Linked DNA regions of Homo sapiens: region 2 is linked to region 1. Evidence: chromatin loops called from intact Hi-C (ENCODE). Cell type or tissue: GM12878. All regions are shown on one strand. Links, peaks and the distances in the headings refer to the core of each region. The heading gives the core; the rest is flanking DNA.

The links. Peaks named below come from ENCODE experiments on the same cell type or tissue, not always from the same donor. Only the 100,000 strongest peaks of a DNase experiment are listed, where the experiment ranks them.
Region 2: it touches region 1 in a loop (2.7-fold over the local background); 1 of 110 quality-filtered maps calls a loop at or near these places.

The regions. Positions count from the first base shown.
Region 1 is chr15:54,080,757-54,085,158 of GRCh38, forward strand. All of the region lies in intron 2 of UNC13C (unc-13 homolog C), which reads left to right. Among named protein-coding and RNA genes, the nearest start is that of UNC13C, 100 kb to the left of the region's middle. In GM12878, for the core only: a CTCF peak has its summit at 2,298 (motif pointing right); no DNase peak of the experiment used is centred there.
Region 2 is chr15:54,345,644-54,350,045 of GRCh38, forward strand. The region is part of intron 17 of UNC13C (unc-13 homolog C); the gene reads left to right. Among named protein-coding and RNA genes, the nearest start is that of UNC13C, 370 kb to the left of the region's middle. In GM12878, for the core only: no CTCF peak of the experiment used is centred there; a DNase peak (open chromatin) is centred at 2,048.

The sequences.
Region 1 (4,402 bases), core at 72-4,071:
TCAAATAACCAACTTTTTGTTTTGTTGATCCTTTGTTTGTTTTTTGGGGTCACAATTCCATTTAATCTTTGTTGTTTCTTTGCTTTTGCTAACTTTGCATTTGGTTAGTTTTTGTTTTTCTAGTTCCTTTAGGTGCAGCATTAGGTTGTTAATTTGAGAACTTTCTTTCTTTTTGGTGTAGGCATTTAGCGCTATAAAATTTCCTCTTAACACTGTTTTGTTGTATCTCCATTGGTTTTGGTATGTTGTGTGTCTATTTTTGTTTGTTTCAAAATTTTAAAAACTTCTGCCTTAATTTAGTTGCTTATTCAAAAGCCATTCAGGAGCAAGTTGTTTAGTTTCCATATATTTGTGTGGTTTTGAGAGTTCCTCTTGGTATTAATTTTTAAATTTTGTTTTGTGGTCTGATAATATGCTTGATATGATTTTGATTTTAGAACTTAGTGAGATTTGCCTTATGACCATTTTAGAGGTTGTTTCATGCACAGATGATAAAATGTATATTCTTTGGTATTGAATTGAATGTTCTGTAGATGCCTATTAAGTCCATTTGGACAAGAGTCCAATTTAAGTCCTGAGTTACTTTATTAGCTTATGCTTTGATTATCTTTCTAGTGCTGTCAGTGGAGTGTTGAAGCCCTTCACTATTATTGTATGGCTGTCTGCCTCTTTTCTTAGATACAGTAGTATTTGTTTGTGAATCTTGGTACTCTGATACTGGGTTTGTATATACTTAGGATAGTTAAATTTTCTTGTTGAATTGAATCCTTTATCATTATATAATACTCTTTTATTTATTTTTACTGTTGTTTTAAAGTATGTTTCATCAGATACAAGAATAGCAATCCCTGCTTTTTTTTTTCCTTCGCTTTCCATTTGCATGAGAGATCTTTCTTCATCTCTTTACTTTGAGTCTGTGGGTATCATTACACATAATATGGGACTCTTGAAGGCAACAGCAGGTTGAGTATTGTTTTTTAATCCAATTTTCCACTCTATGTCTTTTAAATAGAGCATTTAAGCTACTTACTTTCAAGGTTAATATTGATATGTGAGGTTTTGTTCCTCTCCTAGCATTGTTAGCTAGTTGCTTTGTACAATTGTGTAGCTGCTTTATGGGATCTGTGAACTTTGTACTTACCTGTCCTTTTACGGTAGCAAGTATCATCCTTTCATTTCCATGTTTAGAAATCCTTTGATCATTTCTTATAGGGCTGGTCTGGTGGTTATGAATTCCCTTAGCATTTGCTTGCCTGGGAAAAGTTTTATTTCTTTTTCACTTATGGAGTTTAGTTTGTCAGGATATAAAATGCATGAATGTCATTTATTTTCCTTTAAGAAGGCTAAAAGTAGGCCCCTAATTTCTTCTGGTTTAGAAGACCGCTGTTAGCCTAATGGGATTTCCTTTATAGGTAATTTTGCCCTTTACTCTATGCCTTCAAGTTGTTTTCATTAGCATTGACCTTGGATAGCCTGATGATCATATATCTTGGTGATGGTCATCTTGTATAGTATCTCGCAGGTGTTCTCTGAATTTCTTGTATCTGGGTCTTGAGCTCTAGCAATATTAGGGCAATTTTCCTGAACTATTCTTTCAAATATGTTTTCCAAGTTGCCTACTTTTTCTTCTTCTCTATCATAATGCCGATTAGTCATAGATTTGGTTGCTTTACATAGCCCCATGTTTCTTATGTGCTTTGTTCATTAATTTTTTTTAAATTTTGTCTGACTGGGTTGCTTTGTGTTCATTTCAACTTTCTCTTGGATCTCATTGAGTTTCCTTGCAATCTATACTTTAAATTCTTTATCTGTCATTTTAGACTTTTGACTCTGGTTGGGATCCATTGCCAGAGAGCTAATGTAATCTTTTGGAGTTGTCAAAACACTGTCTTTTTGTACTGCTGGAGTTCTCCTCTTGATTTCTACTCATCTTAAGGAACCGTCGCTTCTTATTTTTGAGTTTTCTATCATTTTGATGGGACTGTTTTTAATTTTTTATCTTTTCCCTTGAGGGTATGACTATGGTATATGTTGTGTATAATCATCCGGTTTTGTTTCTGGGTGCTTTTGTGGGGGCCAAGGCTCTGAATGGGTTCCTTGGTTGTGGATAGGTTCTGTGTGATAGCTTTCTAAGATGCTGCTTGTTGTAGGGATATATTGGACATATGAGCCCATACACCATCTCCTGCTGTGCTCCGGGTGTGGAGGTCTCAGGGAGCACATCTTGTGTACTAGCAGTAAGACCCTCCGGAAGATTTTTAATTTGGTGGTGCAATTCAGGCTGCATTCCAGTAGGTGGCAATGAAGAGTAAGAGCCGGCTCATTCTCAGCTCAGGGGGAAGTGCCCACCCTGATGGGGAGAGACTGTGTTGGGGTGTTCTAGGTCCCTGGGGTAGGGAGTGGGAGTGAAGCCTTGTCCTGAGCAGCCAGGAACACGATTCCCTTCCCTATCATGGCCCTGTTGCAGGGCTCAAAACCTCCAGTTCATTTAGACTTTGTTCTTTGGCTCCCAGCTGCAGTGTGGCTGTGGACCTTTGGATGTGGCTATGGCCCTCTGGCAGCGACCACCAAACTGGACTCAGGGCACAGCCTCTTCCCTCAGTCTGGAGCAGACAACTGTATGGCTTGTCTGGCCTCCGTTGTCAGGGTGCTGCTGCTCTGTGTAGGGAGAGGGAGTTGGGCCCCAACCTTCATGCAAGTCCAAGCAGCACAGGCTCACTTTCTGCGCCAAGAAAAAGCACTTTCTCCAAGTGTACATGTGTCAGCCCCCAGTGGGGAGAACCTCTGCTGTATCCACAATAGTAGATGGGGTGGGGGTCGGGAAATAACGCCCTCTCTATCCCTCTTCCCAGCTGCTGGGTGCTGCCCCTTCCAGAGATTGGTGATGCGCCTTCATTTCCTTTGTCCCAAAAAGAGCTTTGATGGGCTGCACTCCCTCCTCCCTTGGGGCAGCCTACACCAAGGGTTAGATCTCTAGGGACCCCACAGCTCCCCAGGGACTTGATTGCTGTGCTTGTGAAAGTCTGAGGGGATTATAAGGTATGTTTGCTGGGGATCTGCTGGTGCATCGTCTTGGGGGCAGAGATTTCCCAGGCAGGACAGTGGCCAATGATAGGTACATAACCAGTATGGTACTCACCATCTCAGTTTGGGTCTGAGTGGGATGGGGGAACCTCTGCGCGAACTCGCTACCTGGTCCTCTGTCCTCATGAAGTTTCCAAATCGCCACGGACAGTGTTGTCCAGGGCTGTGAGTGCAGGGGGTCTTCCCAACAGTTTGGCAGGCAGCAGATTGCCACAGAGGTGAGGGGAGCAGAGAGGACTCCCACTACCCTTTCTTCGGGGCTCCACGTTGCTCTGGGGTCGGTCTCAGCCAGACTCTTGCTACTTTCCTTTTCTGCACCCCAGCTGTCCTGGCTCTCTTCCCTCAGTTTTCTCTTGAGAGCCCGTCCATTCACAGTAACTGTGATCCACGTCCCCTTTTTTCTTCAGTTCTGTACTCTTTCTACTCTCTTTCTATTGGTCAGTTGGATTTAAGTTCCTCGTGTATAACGGAGTGGGTGGGTTGGATTCTAGCAAAGTTCATTTTTTGCAGTTGTGTTTTGTGAGTATATGAGTTGTCTTTATAACTCAGAAATAATGGTCGTGAAGACATATCTACCTTGTTTCCTTCTTAAATAAATTTCACTTATTTCTGGCTTTATAAATTCCCAGCCTTGTGTTTGAATTATTTTCCACGTAATTTTCAAAAGTCAGGGGTCCTGGGTCTGAATGTGTCCCCTTTATGGCCATTGCCATTTTTTGGTATGTATCCTTTAATGGGTCATTTCACTTCTTTGAGCTTTAGTTTTCTCGTTAGTAAATGAGAGCTATTAATATTTACTTTAGTTGTATATTATAAATATTCAATAAGAAAGTATACATAAAAACATGCAGAATATTCAGGTCATATGCTAAGGGATCCACAAATATTACTGCTAGTTGAGTGACTTGAAAAAAATTATCTTCTCTGTCAGAAGAAATACTCTCTTCTCATATAGATGAGATCCTAATGCCATTTGGTCACTCTTTTTTGTCACTATGAATCAGGGCCCCTCAGCCTCAAGATCACAATTGCAAGAATTAAGAAAAATGATCTTTATTTTGCATTCAAAAGTAGTGGTGTGTTTCAATAATAGTGTATTATGATTATTTATAAGTAGTTTTGATATGTGGCAGGTACATCCTTATTTTAGATAATGTATAAAAATTTATTTTTATAGAATAAATGGTTCAATTTGTCCAAATTATTATGATAAGAAGACTTCTGAATGTTAATTATGACTTCTGCTAACAGTATTGGTAGAAGAGTAATTTGGAATAACCCTCCTTATGGAGGGAGATTAGAAAATCTAGGTAAATAA
Region 2 (4,402 bases), core at 279-4,278, 270 kb after region 1:
AATCTGGCTTATTTTGACTAATAGAACTTCAGTTACTTTTCCAACCTGCCACCCCACTATATATTTAAAATATATCCATGTTTACGTGACTATCCTATTTATAACTCTGGACCAGCTCCCCATTTACTCAGAGGATGAAGTCCAGACTCTCCCATTATCCACAGTGCCTCTAAGGTCTAAGCCTTGATTATCACTCCTGACTTCAACATCATCTCCACATTGCATTCCATGATTCAGTACATTAAACTCCATGGTGACTTTGCCTGCCTTATATTTACCTGCCTGGAGCGGGCATCCCTTCTCCAAACTTCCCTCCAAACAGCTAACCGCAGCTCAGCTAACTTTTTCTTCAGAAAGCCTTTATACCTCTTCTAGCTGGATTTGGTGTTTCGGTTCTCTATTCTCATAATACCCTGACATGTCACCACCACTGCACTTATCACGGTGAATTTATCAGGTGCATCATGTGATATCAGTTAGACCTGTCTTCCCGGCTAAACCGTGAGTTTCATCTTTGTATTCCCAGTGCCTGGTGGTATACCTGACTCTGAGTAGGGTTGATAAACGAAGTAATTATCTAATAAAAATAACATTTAAAGAAAAAGGCAGTGCCTTAGTTACTTATTTGTAGTATCCTTCAGTGACTCTACATTAAAACCTATGGTAAGGAACATAATCTCTGATATTAAAACCCCTGAGTTCAAATTACAGCTCTACTTTTCAGCATTGTGGACTTTGTTAAGCTATTTAGCCTCTTCATGTCTGGTTTCTTCATCATATTCATGCTACTTCTGTTTTCTTTGAATCTTCTCCAGATAATATGATGCCTTGCCTGAAACAAGAAATTAAGAATTCCAGCACTATTAGACACAGTACAGTCTGATTATTTAAATGTGGAATCATACTTTCTCCCTCCAGAGGGATTTTGAAGAACCATATAAAAATAAAATGCTTAGAATAAGAAAGGAAAATCGATTTGATAGAAAAGTAGAGACAGCTGCAGTTAGAACAAGATAGAAGTGTGGTCTCCGGAGGCTGGCTCTGCACTCGGTAGGTGGTATTTTCCTTGGCTGAATTGCCAGGCTCCGCATCTGCACTTCAGTTTAGCTTAGGAACTCCAATGTGTCAGTGTAGACAGAGGTCACTGGACTCACAGAGAGGTACACAAAAGATCAATCTATAAACTGGATAGATATCTATCCAGCAGATACCTAATCAGCCCTATTATATGCCAGGCACTGGTGTAGGCTCTTAGGACATATCAGAGAACAAACGATAGTTTCTTTAAAATAAAAAATAAAATTTCAAACAGATTGAAAGTGTTTTAGTTTATACTCTCCCAGGTGAACATCTATGTGAAAATAAAACCTGTAATCCGAAGGTTATTTTAGGAACCTGGAACAAGAGCAGGATGAATTAGCTGGATAATATTAATAGTGATTATTGCTAGCATGAACACATCCATTTTAATAAAATCTACATAAAGAGACCCCCTAATTGTGGAATGAGGAGGATAGATAAGACTTTCTTTTTAAATGTGTTTTAAAAGAATTATGCTGAGCTAATGTCAGCATTAACTCAGTTCCGTGGAAACCACTCAGCGAAAGAACTTTTCTGTTGAACAATGAAAACCTTTATTAACTGATTTTACAGTCTCCCTCCACACCTACCCTGAGATCAAAACTTGTTTACACAGAGATCATCCACAAGAAGATGTCAAAAACCAATAAAACCTTTCTGCCTAAGATTCTGCTATTTTAAATTTATATATTTTGGTAAATTTTAAGTTGTTTATTGAATGACTACCTAAGAAAATTGTATTAAGATATGCCTTAACTAAAACACATGTACACTTTTAGTTCTGAAGCACACTTAGGGACTTTTTAAAATCTTATTTTGAATCTGATTAGAAGGTTTGTAACTAAAAACAGGAACAAACGAAAGTTCTTGACATTCATGTGATGATTTCTTTTGAAAATCATTTCTCCAAATGACTGTGTTTTGCTATAAGGCAGCATGAGTGATACAGATAGATGAATGCAGAGGAAAATGTGCTACCTACAAGTGGGAGTTGTATGTAAAATCAGTAGAAACATATTTCTCTCTTTATTGACTTTTGGATACATACACACACACATGCACATATATGCTTAGTCTCTTTGTTTCCCTCCCAAGTCAAATTCTCTCACTTCTTATCTCAAAGGAAATCTCTGTTATGAATTTCTTATTAGCTTTGATGAACATAGTTTCATCTTTGTGTACATTTATTACATATATCTATTATTTGTGATACAGTCTTTATCTCTATCAACCTGTGATATAATACATTTTAGAAATAGGTAATACAGTATTATTGTTGTATATACTAATTCTAGAACCAGATTGTCTAAATGTAATGATTCTTCTATAATTTTTAAAGCTCAATATTAATTTTTGAGAGCTATCTATGCTGATTCATGTATGTACAGTTTGTTGATTTTTACAACTGCCTACAGCATGTACAGCAATTTACACATCAATTCCGATTTTTCACAATTACAGATAAGGCTGCAATGAATATCTTTGTAGTAGGTGTGTAAAAAATTCGGTATGGTCTCTTAAAGGAGAAGGGAATATCCTCCTTTCCTCTACTTTTTCCCTTCCGCTAGACAGAATGTGGACCTGATTTTGAGCCATCTTGTACCATGTGGACAGAAGCACCCTTTACTTTTCACATGCATTAAAATACCTTTTGTCTGATACCCATGGTAACATTGAGTTTAGTGAAAACAGAAACTCTATTTATCTTAATATTGAATTTGTAGCATATAACACTGTGCAGAGATCAATTAATGCTTACTAAATGAAAATTCTATCAAAAAACATCTCTTTGTATTAGACGGAATGTGATATGTATACCACAATTTTGGCCACGTTATCCTCTGAAAATTCTTTGAGAGAGAAAATATCACCGTAGAATAGTCTAAAGGGGCAACTTACCTGAATTTAAATGTGGAAAATTTCAGAACGTCCATGCTTGTTTTGTGGATGTATCTTTCTCAGTTATTTTAACCCAAAAAGTTGATTTAGCAATTTGTCTTTTTCCCTTTCTTTTGGTTTTGCTCTAGCCAATTTCTAAATAATTCAGCAATGAAAGAAAAGTTAAAATGTGCCCTGAAATGTACATGTAGAAAAATATCCAATTCTGTAACTCTTAATTTGAAACATGATTTAAATAGTAATCATTACAAAACTGGCTATAATATGTCCCTGACTTTTCTTAGATATTTTTCCAGCAATGTACTTTCTTATGTAATCATTGGCATTAGTTAGGGAATGATGTTTATTCTGAAAGATAGGTGTTTTTTACCACCTTATGTGCTCCTTGTCTTAGTTCTAAATCTGAGTAAATATAAGCATAACTTAGAGTTAATATGTTTATAATTTGATATATACAAATATATCAAATTATAATTTATAAAATATTTATATTTTATAAATATATAAAATATCATTTGATATTATATAAAATGTATAGAATAAATGTTATGAAAAGAAAATTTCTTTTTAAATGCCAGCTTCATGACTAGTATATAAAATTTTACTTGTAACAAGAAATTGTTCAAAATGAGTAGTATATTGCCATGTCTTATGTATTTTAAAGAAGAAAAATATATGAAAATTCAGAGCCTGAAAAATGACTAGCCAGTTATGCTTCTATCACTATATGCTTTAATTTTCATAACAAGGTAAATAAAGTAAAAAATGAAACCATAATAAATTCTGAAAATATCAATAACATACATAGTATGTTGTATTAGTAAAACTAGTGAAATTTTGATTCTAAAACTGAATTATGACAATACATGAAAAAAATTATAACCTCACGTTGTTAATAAACATTGATGAGAAAAGTCTAAGTAAAATATTAAATATTAAAGAACATGACTTGGTCAAGTAATTTCATCTCATGAATGCAAAAATGGTTCAACAATACCAAAAAAAGATCAATTATAAATTTAATGGTGATATGGGACATTGGAACCTTCATGCACTTTCAGTTGGCAAGTAAGCCGGGAGCCAGTAATCTAACTCTGGGTACATATTTTCACAAAGTTCACCAAGGGCATGTTTACTAGGATATTCAATATAGCATTGTTTGTGAGACTGAGGAGATGGAGGCAACCCAGGTATCTTTCACAGAAAAATAGATCCATAAAATGTAGTGGGTACATATCATGGAATATTGTGGGGCACTTAGGAAAATGGGTTAGATGTCTACATAGTAACATGGATAAAAAGTAAAAACAGTGATAAGTGGAAAACAAGGGAAGAAACATAATGTTGTATATTAGCACAATAATATTTTCCTTTTTTTTTTTTGAGACGGAGTCTCACTGTGTCGCCCAGGCTGGAGTGAGTG